2 separate regions of the Mus musculus genome follow, and region 2 is linked to region 1. Evidence: chromatin contacts called from ENCODE Hi-C or POLR2A ChIA-PET data. All regions are on one chromosome and are shown on one strand. Each heading gives the region's core, a stretch centred on a gene start or an enhancer-like site at or near the end of the contact. The rest is flanking DNA. Distances are from core to core; before and after follow the strand shown. Region 1 overlaps Lrrc8a (leucine rich repeat containing 8A VRAC subunit A). Region 2 holds the start of Dolk (dolichol kinase).

The links. A loop is a pair of places that touch in the nucleus more often than their neighbours do. ChIA-PET counts read pairs that join two places held with the same protein, here RNA polymerase II (POLR2A).
Region 2: a loop to region 1 is called in a map of T-helper 1 cell, with 1.9 times the contacts of the local background. The contact joins the promoter of Dolk here to the enhancer-like site in region 1. A Hi-C loop is called at or near these places in 9 of 37 maps with a recorded cell type or tissue (T-helper 1 cell, T-helper 2 cell, adrenal gland and 2 more). POLR2A ChIA-PET finds 5 or more read pairs at or near these places in 3 of 5 experiments (Patski and embryonic stem cell).

Annotation. Positions count from the first base shown.
Region 1 is chr2:30,240,511-30,244,593 of GRCm38, reverse strand. It overlaps Lrrc8a (leucine rich repeat containing 8A VRAC subunit A), which reads right to left. Exons shown (of 4, transcript NM_177725.4): 2 at 3,917-4,025. Among named protein-coding and RNA genes, the nearest start is that of Lrrc8a, 4.8 kb to the right of the region's middle. Within about 2 kb of position 1,936, at least 2 of the 3 ENCODE cell types and tissues checked have a DNase peak (open chromatin) inside an H3K27ac peak, as active enhancers do; they include heart, where a contact is called at or near this core.
Region 2 is chr2:30,284,471-30,288,553 of GRCm38, reverse strand. It overlaps Dolk (dolichol kinase), which reads left to right and starts at 2,200. Exons shown (of 1, transcript NM_177648.3): 1 at 2,200-4,083. The coding sequence starts at 2,523. Nup188 (nucleoporin 188) reads right to left here and starts at 2,138. Exons shown (of 44, transcript NM_198304.3): 1 at 2,084-2,138. The coding sequence starts at 2,115.

The DNA of each region.
Region 1 (4,083 bases), core at 687-3,186:
CTCAGCTTCCAACATCATGGCAAACCATTTGGTGGCTCCCAACCTCACCAGTGAGTGACTTGGGAAAAGAATTCCATCTCATCTGTAAAACAGCTGTAATATTTGTTTCTTTTGGAGGGTTGCAGGGGGTCCCCCAAATGAAGTGGTCCCCAAAAAGCTTTTGGATCATTTCTATGCAGTAAAAATGTTTACTATAGTTTTTATTAGGGGTTGTTTGAGATGTTGCCCAGGCTGCCTCTGTAAACTCATGAGCTCCTCCTGTCCAGCTAAAGCAGCCTGGACTCCAGGCACACTGCTGCTCTCAGAACAGGAGGGCTGAAAGTCCCTTACAATATGAAGAGCTTGAGGTCCGGAGAGGTGAACGGATTTGATGTTATAGGATCGGGTGGCACGACAGACCTAGATCCGACTTGCTACTGTGCCAAGCAGTCCTAAGACGACAGGTCTGCCTCCTCAGCCTTGCCACCTCCACAGCCTCGCCGCCTCCTCAGCCTCGCTGCCTATTCAGCCTCGCTGCCTCCACAGGCCTCGCTGCCTCCTCAGCCTCGCTGCCTCCACAGCCTCGCTGCCTCCTCAGCCTCGCTGCCTCCTCAGCCTCGCTGCCTCCACAGCCTCGCTGCCTCCACAGCCTCGCTGCCTCCACAGCCTCGCCACCTCCACTGCCTTTCGAGGTGCTTCTTAGGAAGAGCCTCCTCTTGACGAGGCATGGACAGAAATGAGGCCTTTGTAAGCAGGTCATACTCAGGGGCCTCTAGCACTCCAGGTGTTAAGGAAACTGGAGCCCAATTTTGGGTCTGCACCCCTGGGAACAAAGTAGCCTTGAAGACTGGTCATGACCTGCTATGAACATCTGCTGTGTCTTCTGAGATTGGTTAAGAAATGTAGGTGTAAGCACCCTGGACAGGCTGCAGAACCATTTGCTGTGGGACCAGGGGAACAGGTGCTGGCCTGGACAAGCAGGCAAGGGGACCCAGCTAAAGGCAAGCTGCCTATCCACTCCCCAAATCAGAACCTAAGGACCCAGCTGGGGAATGCACGGTGCCCCCGGCCAGGGTTCTGCCATGCCACCTAACTGGGCACACATTTGTCATCTGAGTGTCAGAGAGGGCACAGGTTTGGCAGATGCGCCTCGGAGATGGGGGTCACATGTGAAACCATGGAATTTTACAGCCACTTTTACTCTAGAGGGAGTGTGAGGCTGTAATGCAGCAAGCAATTTAATTTTGAGATTTCAAGCTCTCAAGAGACAGAAAAAAAACTTACCAGGAGATCTCAGGACATCTGCAGTGGGGTCACAGCCTTCCAGAGTCTCAGTTCCATGAATCTGCTGTGACTGAAGACAGCTACAGCGTACTCATATACATAAACTAAATAAATAAATCTGTAAAAACCTACTGATATTTAATTGTGCCTATCAGTGGCTCTGTAGACTCAAACAACTGGGAAGCCCTTTTCCTTGTCTTCCAACCAACCTGTGGGATTTCTGTCTGAAACTCTCTGCGACCAATACAAAACTGACCTAGAGGTACTGTAAGGACAAACAGTCACGTGACAAACTCAGGCATATACAGCAATCCAATTCCACTCAAATGTTACACTTCTCCCTGAGCTGCACCTGGGCCCTAGCTCAGGCAGACAGCAGAGGTCACACCTCACCCCAGCATGATGGACTCTACTGTTTACAAGCAGAGAAGGAATTCCCATCTCACATAGGCACTTCCTCTGGTTTCCTGTTCTCCACTGCCCAGAAAGGCAAGCTTCAGTTCAAGCCAACTCTCCCCAGGGACAGAGTTCCTCAACAACCAACAGGAAGCTCCCACAGGGCAGGGCAGTCACTGCTGACCTTGTTCCCATAAACAAAAGAGTATGACAGCACCACACACCAGGCGTTTTCCACCTCCCTCTCTGATGTCAATGCCCCACACAGTCAGAAAGGCCCAGTAGGGCCCCAGGGGTGCTGCAGGAGGAATGTGCCTTCTGTTCTGTCTGCCAGCCTCCGCAGCCTGTCTGAGCCAGACACAGGCTGCCCTTCCAAGAAACAAAAGCGCTAAAAAGCACATAGCCCAGCCAGGCAGTGGTGGCGCACGCCTTTAATCCCAGCACTTGGGAGGCAGAGGCAGGTGGATTTCTGAGTTCCAGGACAGCCTGGTCTACTGAGTGAGCTCCAGGACAGCCAGGGCTACACAGAAAAACTCTGTCTCAAAAAACCAAAACACACACACAAAAACCAAAAACAAACAAAAGCAGGTAGCCCCAAAGTGACCTGACTTTCATGAAATAGGTGTCCAAGAGAAGATGGGGTCAGGACTTTACCGTTTCTCTGATGTCAAACTCTAAACAATATGGAGGGGCACATCTGTACTTCTAGCCCTCTAGAGGCTGAGGTAAAAGGATCACAAGTTTGAAACCAGGGCTGAAGAGATGGCTCAGGAGTTAGAAACATTTATTGCTCTTGGAGAAGACCCTGGTTCAATTTCCAACAGCTCATAATTGTCTCTAACTCCAGTTCAAGGGAATCTAAAGCTATCTTCTGAGCTTCAAGGATACCAGGTACCCCCATGGTGTACAGACACCATGCAGGCAAAACAGTTTATCACTCATACACATAATGAAATAAAACTAGAGAAGAGGGGCTGGAGAGATGGCTCAGTGGTTAGGAACACTGTCTGCACTTCCAGAGGACCTGGGGTTCAATACCCAGCACCCACACAGCAGCTCACAACTGCCTGTCTGTAACTCCTGTTCTAGGGGATCTGACACCCTCACACAGACATGCGTGCACTCAAACCACCAGTGTACATAAAATAAAAATAAATAAGCAATTTTAAAAAATACTAGAGAAGACGGTAGAGGAAGAAAAGGAAAAAGAAGTCATAGTAGTAATAGCAGTAGTAGTTGTTGTTTGAGGCTAGCTCAGGAGTAGGCAGCCACTACATAGATTTTGAAAGTAGTAGCCGCCACCCCAGGTACAAGAGACCTTGCCTCAAAAAGCAGAGAAAAGGCAAACTATACAGAGTATAAAGGCTCCTATCTCCAAGAGAGCTGCGTGGGACCACGCCAGTGTGAAGGCTGCTCCCACTCGTCGTGCTCAGGAACACGCTTCCAAGGCTCTGACAAGTCCTGGAACAACCACAGTTCCCTAACTTCAGTGACCAAGGGACACCTCTTGGGAAATGTGTCACAGGCAGCAGCATTTCTAGCTATGCGCACCAATGAGATCTGCAGGGAGGAACGGGTGATGGTAAGAGTCGCATATCCCTCTCTTCAGAACCTTTTTGAGAACTGGTGTGGATGGAGAAGGCATTAGGCAGAGCGTGTCTTTGCCTAGCGCTGGCCTGCTGACCCTGCAGTGCAGTCTGCACAACATACTGTGAAAGGATCGCAGGATCGTTTGCCAAAGCTTGAGCAGTGGTCTCTGTCCAGTGCTGACCCACATACAAGCTGAAGCAACATGCTCAACCCACCATGAAGGAAGCTGAGGCTGTAGATAGAACTCAGCTCCTCTAACTGTCTGGGTCTGGTCCTCTGTTCTTGCCTCAGTCCCCCAACCTCCATCTCTGCCTCAGCTTTTCCTGAAGGAATGCAAGAGGCCCCAGCATTGCCCCAGAATGGTGGTGTGTGCCTATAATCCCAGGACTGGGAGACTGAAGCAGGAAGATCAGGAGTTCAAGGCCAACCTCAGATACACACTGAGTTTTGGGAAGTAACTTGAAGGTAGAATGCTTGTCTATCTAACACCTGTGAGGCTCTGGGCTCAACCGTCACTACTAAAATAGAACCCAAAACACCAAAGCAGAGGGAGCGGGCACCACTCCAATGCCCTGGATCCTATGCACATCAAAGGACTATGAAAATGGAGGTGTGATCATGCTATCTGCCTGGGAGAGGCAGTACAGACAGTCTGGAGAGAGCTTACCCTGAGATGACTCTGCTATCTTTGTGTTGGCTGTTGGTGCTGAGGCTGGTCCCTGTCTGGATGCACAGGGCCCTGACATTCCTTTTGCTCCATGGACGCTGCTGCTGCCCTATGAGAAAGGGAGAGCTACAATCAATAGGCACGTTTGTGGCTCTTAAAGATACATA
Region 2 (4,083 bases), core at 951-3,450, 44 kb before region 1:
GCACATACATAAATAAAATAAAATTTAAAAATAAGTAAAGCATATTGGACACTGAACATCCCCCCCTTAGAGACATCCATCTGGGTGAAACTTTGGGGCGGGAGGGGCTACACTTGGCTGCTCGCAAAGAGAATCCAGGTTCAATTTCCAGCACCACAAGGTAACTTACAACCTTCTGTAACTCAGATCCAGGGCACTACACAAAGGTGATACACAGACAGACAGACAGACAGGAAAAATACTCATAGACATGGAAACAATAAATAAAATGTTCAAGAAAAAACATTTGAAAGACTTTTGGATGGAAAATAACCCTGAGCTACCTGAGTTATTCTCATGACTACAGTCTGTCTGAGAGGCAGTTATAGTCTACACAGAAACTAACGCTGCCACTGTCTACCTGTTCACCTGTGCACAAAGATGAAAAGGATTCCCATTTGGAAAAGTAGGAGCTCAAAATGGTCAGGTGACTTCTAAGACTAACCACAAAAAAGCACTAGGTACAAAAACCAGGATGGACGGTTTCTTGCCCCAGGTCTCAAGCTTTTCAAATACAGCCCTCTACTCCCAACTGCTAAGAAGCATGCTTTTCAGCACTAAAAGGCACTGTCCTGACAGAGCAAGGCAGCACCTAGAACCCTACTGCTAGGCGCCCGGGCCACAGGTTGTGACTCAATACTAGAGGGCTTGCCTAGCATTCCTGAGGCCCTGGGTTTGACCCCTAGGACCTCAAAACAAAAGTAAAATGAAAACCCTAGAGTCAGTTAAAGTCCTCCCTCAACGATGGGTTTGCTAAGTTCCACAGAAAGCTCAAAGCCTGCTGGCAAGCCAAAACTTTCCTTTCCTTTTGAAAAAATTCATTTTTTTACAGTTTTCATACAAGTATTTATCCATAGCTGTGGATACAAGGTCTGGCATGAAACAAACCGGCCCTTGCAAGGACCACACTTTATCCACAGGAAACTCCAAAGAAAATGTTACCCCTGGAAGGTGAAGAGGCTAATGGAGAGAAAGATCAGCAATGTGTGTGATAATTACATGTCTGTCTGGGCGTTTCAGGTTTCCACAGGAAACAAGACCAAATAAAACTGGCAGAGTCAATTCCAGGTGACTGACAGGGAATGTTTACATTTAAGGGGAGGAAGGGCAGTGAAGACCCTTTCTGATCTATAATGTGGATACATACAGAGGTCTGGTTAAGGCTTTAGAGCCTTCCATCTGAAGGCTCACGGGGATTATCTCGAGGGCTGACAAGGGGGGACTGCCTATGTATGAACTGGACTTCTGAGTCCTGTGGAACAGGAGGCGCCTCTCCTAGTCGTGAGAAATGAATGAGGTAAGGCCTGCACGGCACTTTCCCAGGGTCTGGCGCTAGTAAGCGCTCTTTAAAGGCAAGCAGGGCTCGAAATTCATGTCTGTAATTTCCGCACCAAGAAGGCAAAGGCAAGACAACAAGGAGTTCAAGGCCTGCCCGAGAGGCAAGAGACCTTACCTCAAAAAAGAAACAAACAAACAAACAAACAAACAAAAGCACTCTTTTAAGTGAGAACTGTATATTTGTTTCGGGGTAATTCATCTTGTGTCCGAAGCCTGGCACAAAACCCGGAATCGCATGGAAGATGAAGGCATGCCTGCTGATTGCATCAATATCGGCATTAGCCAAAAATAAAAGAAGGCGGGAACTAAGGATGCCCGCGGGAAGAAATCGCGGCGTGGGCAAGGCACACCCGAGGGGGAGCAGGGCGCAGGGACAGCAAGGAAGGGATCGCAGTGGGGTGGGTCTTCCAGGCGACCCCGAAATGTCCCGCAGTGCCTACAGGCAACGTGGTGGAGCAAGCGTGGGTGTATGGGGACTACCGGAGGCTCAGGGACCACGGAGAGAGAAGGGAGAGCGGCAGGCCCGCTCCAAAAGTGTCCTCAGCCCCGCGAGCGGGAACGGTTTGGACCTAACCGCCTCCCCGGCAAGTGTCCGTCCACCCAGCCGGGGCTCGTCTCTGCCACTGCGGCTGAGCCCCGGTCCCAACTCCCGCCCAGCTCCCAGCCCGCGCTTCACGGCCACCCCCTGCCGCGCCCCACTCCGCACCTCACACACGGCCCACCAGCGGCAGCCGCCATCTTCGCGCGCGCGGCCCAGCCCCGCCCCCATGCGCCGTACCCACGTGACTGGGATCCTCCAGCCTGGGGGCGTGGGCTTCCGCCACGTGATGGTGGGCGTGGTCAAGATGGGGCTGTCAAGATGGCGCTGCCCTGGTGCGAGGGGAGTCCGCGGTGGAGGCGGTGGAGACTGTGAGCGGTGAAGAGGGCAAACATCTGCTACACCGTAGGTTGACAGCGGAGGCGGGTGACTGGGCGCCGGCTCCCAGGCCTCAGAGTGGCCCGTGGTGGAACACCCTTTTGGAAGCTGGAGAAGGTTGCTGGCTGGGTGAAATTGCTGCCCCTCTGCTTGGCGGGTTGAGGGCCCCAGAGGCCAAGGCGTCCCTAGTCACCAAACTTCTTCTCCCAAGAGCGCCAGACCTAGAGACATGACCCGACAGTGCCCTCCCCAGGAGTCTGGGGCTGCGCTGAGCGGGTCGGTGCTGGCGGAGGCTGCAGTGGTGTTCGCCGTGGTGTTGAGCATCCACGCTGCAGTGTGGGACCGATACTCCTGGTGCGCGGTGGCCCTCGCGGTGCAGGCCTTCTACGTCCAGTACAAGTGGGACCGGCTGCTCCAGCAGGGCAATGCCGTTTTCCAGTTCCGGATGTCCGCGAACAGCGGCTTACTGCCGGCCTCCATGGTCATGCCTTTGCTTGGGCTAGTCATGAAGGAGCGCTGCCAGACTGCAGGGAACCCATACTTCGAGCGCTTCGGCATTGTGGTTGCAGCTACTGGCATGGCAGTGGCCCTCTTCTCCTCCGTGTTGGCACTGGGCATTACTCGCCCGGTGCCCACCAATACTTGTGCCATCTCTGGTTTGGCTGGAGGCGTTATCATTTATATTATGAGGCACTCGCTCAGTGTAGGCGAGGTGATCGAGGTCCTGGAAGTCCTGCTAATATTTGTTTATCTCAACATGATCCTGCTGTACCTGCTGCCCCGATGCTTCACTCCTGGGGAGGCACTGCTGGTATTGGGTGGCATTAGCTTCGTCCTTAACCAACTCATCAAGCGCTCTCTGACTGAAAGCCAGGGGGACCCAGTGGACTTCTTCCTGTTGGTGGTGGTGGTAGGGATGGTGCTCATGGGTGTCTTTTTCAGCACCCTCTTTGTCTTCATGGATTCAGGCACCTGGGCCTCTTCCATCTTCTTCCACCTCATGACCTGTGTGCTGGGCCTTGGTGTGGTTCTGCCCTGGCTGCACTGGCTCATTCGTAGGAACCCCCTGCTTTGGCTTCTTCAGTTCCTCTTCTACACTGAAACTCGCATCTACCTCCTTGCCTATTGGTCTTTGCTGGCCTCTGTGGCCTGCCTGGTGGTGCTGTACCAGAATGCTAAGCGGTCGTCTTCTGAGTCCAAGAAGCACAGGGCGCCTACCATTACAAGAAAGTATTTCCACTTCATTGTGGTAGCCACTTATATCCCGGGCATCATCTTTGACCGGCCACTGCTGTATGTGGCCGCCACTGTGTGCCTGGCAGTCTTCATCTTCCTGGAGTATGTGCGCTATTTCCGAATAAAGCCCTTGGGTCACACTCTGCGAAGCCTTCTGTCCCTCTTCCTGGATGAACGAGACAGTGGACCCCTTATCCTAACACACATCTACCTGCTTCTGGGCATGTCTCTTCCTATTTGGCTGATCCCCAGACCCTGTACACAGAAGGACAGCCTGGAAGGAGCAAGAGCCCTGGTCCCCTATGCTGGGGTCTTGGCTGTGGGTGTGGGTGATACTGTGGCCTCCATATTTGGCAGCACCATGGGAGAGATCCGCTGGCCTGGAACTAAGAAAACCTTCGAGGGGACTATGACATCTATATTTGCACAAATCATCTCTGTAGCTCTAATCTTAATCTTTGACAGTGGAGTAGACCTGAACTACAGTTATGCCTGGATTTTGGGGTCCATCAGCACTGTATCCCTTCTGGAAGCGTACACTACTCAGATAGACA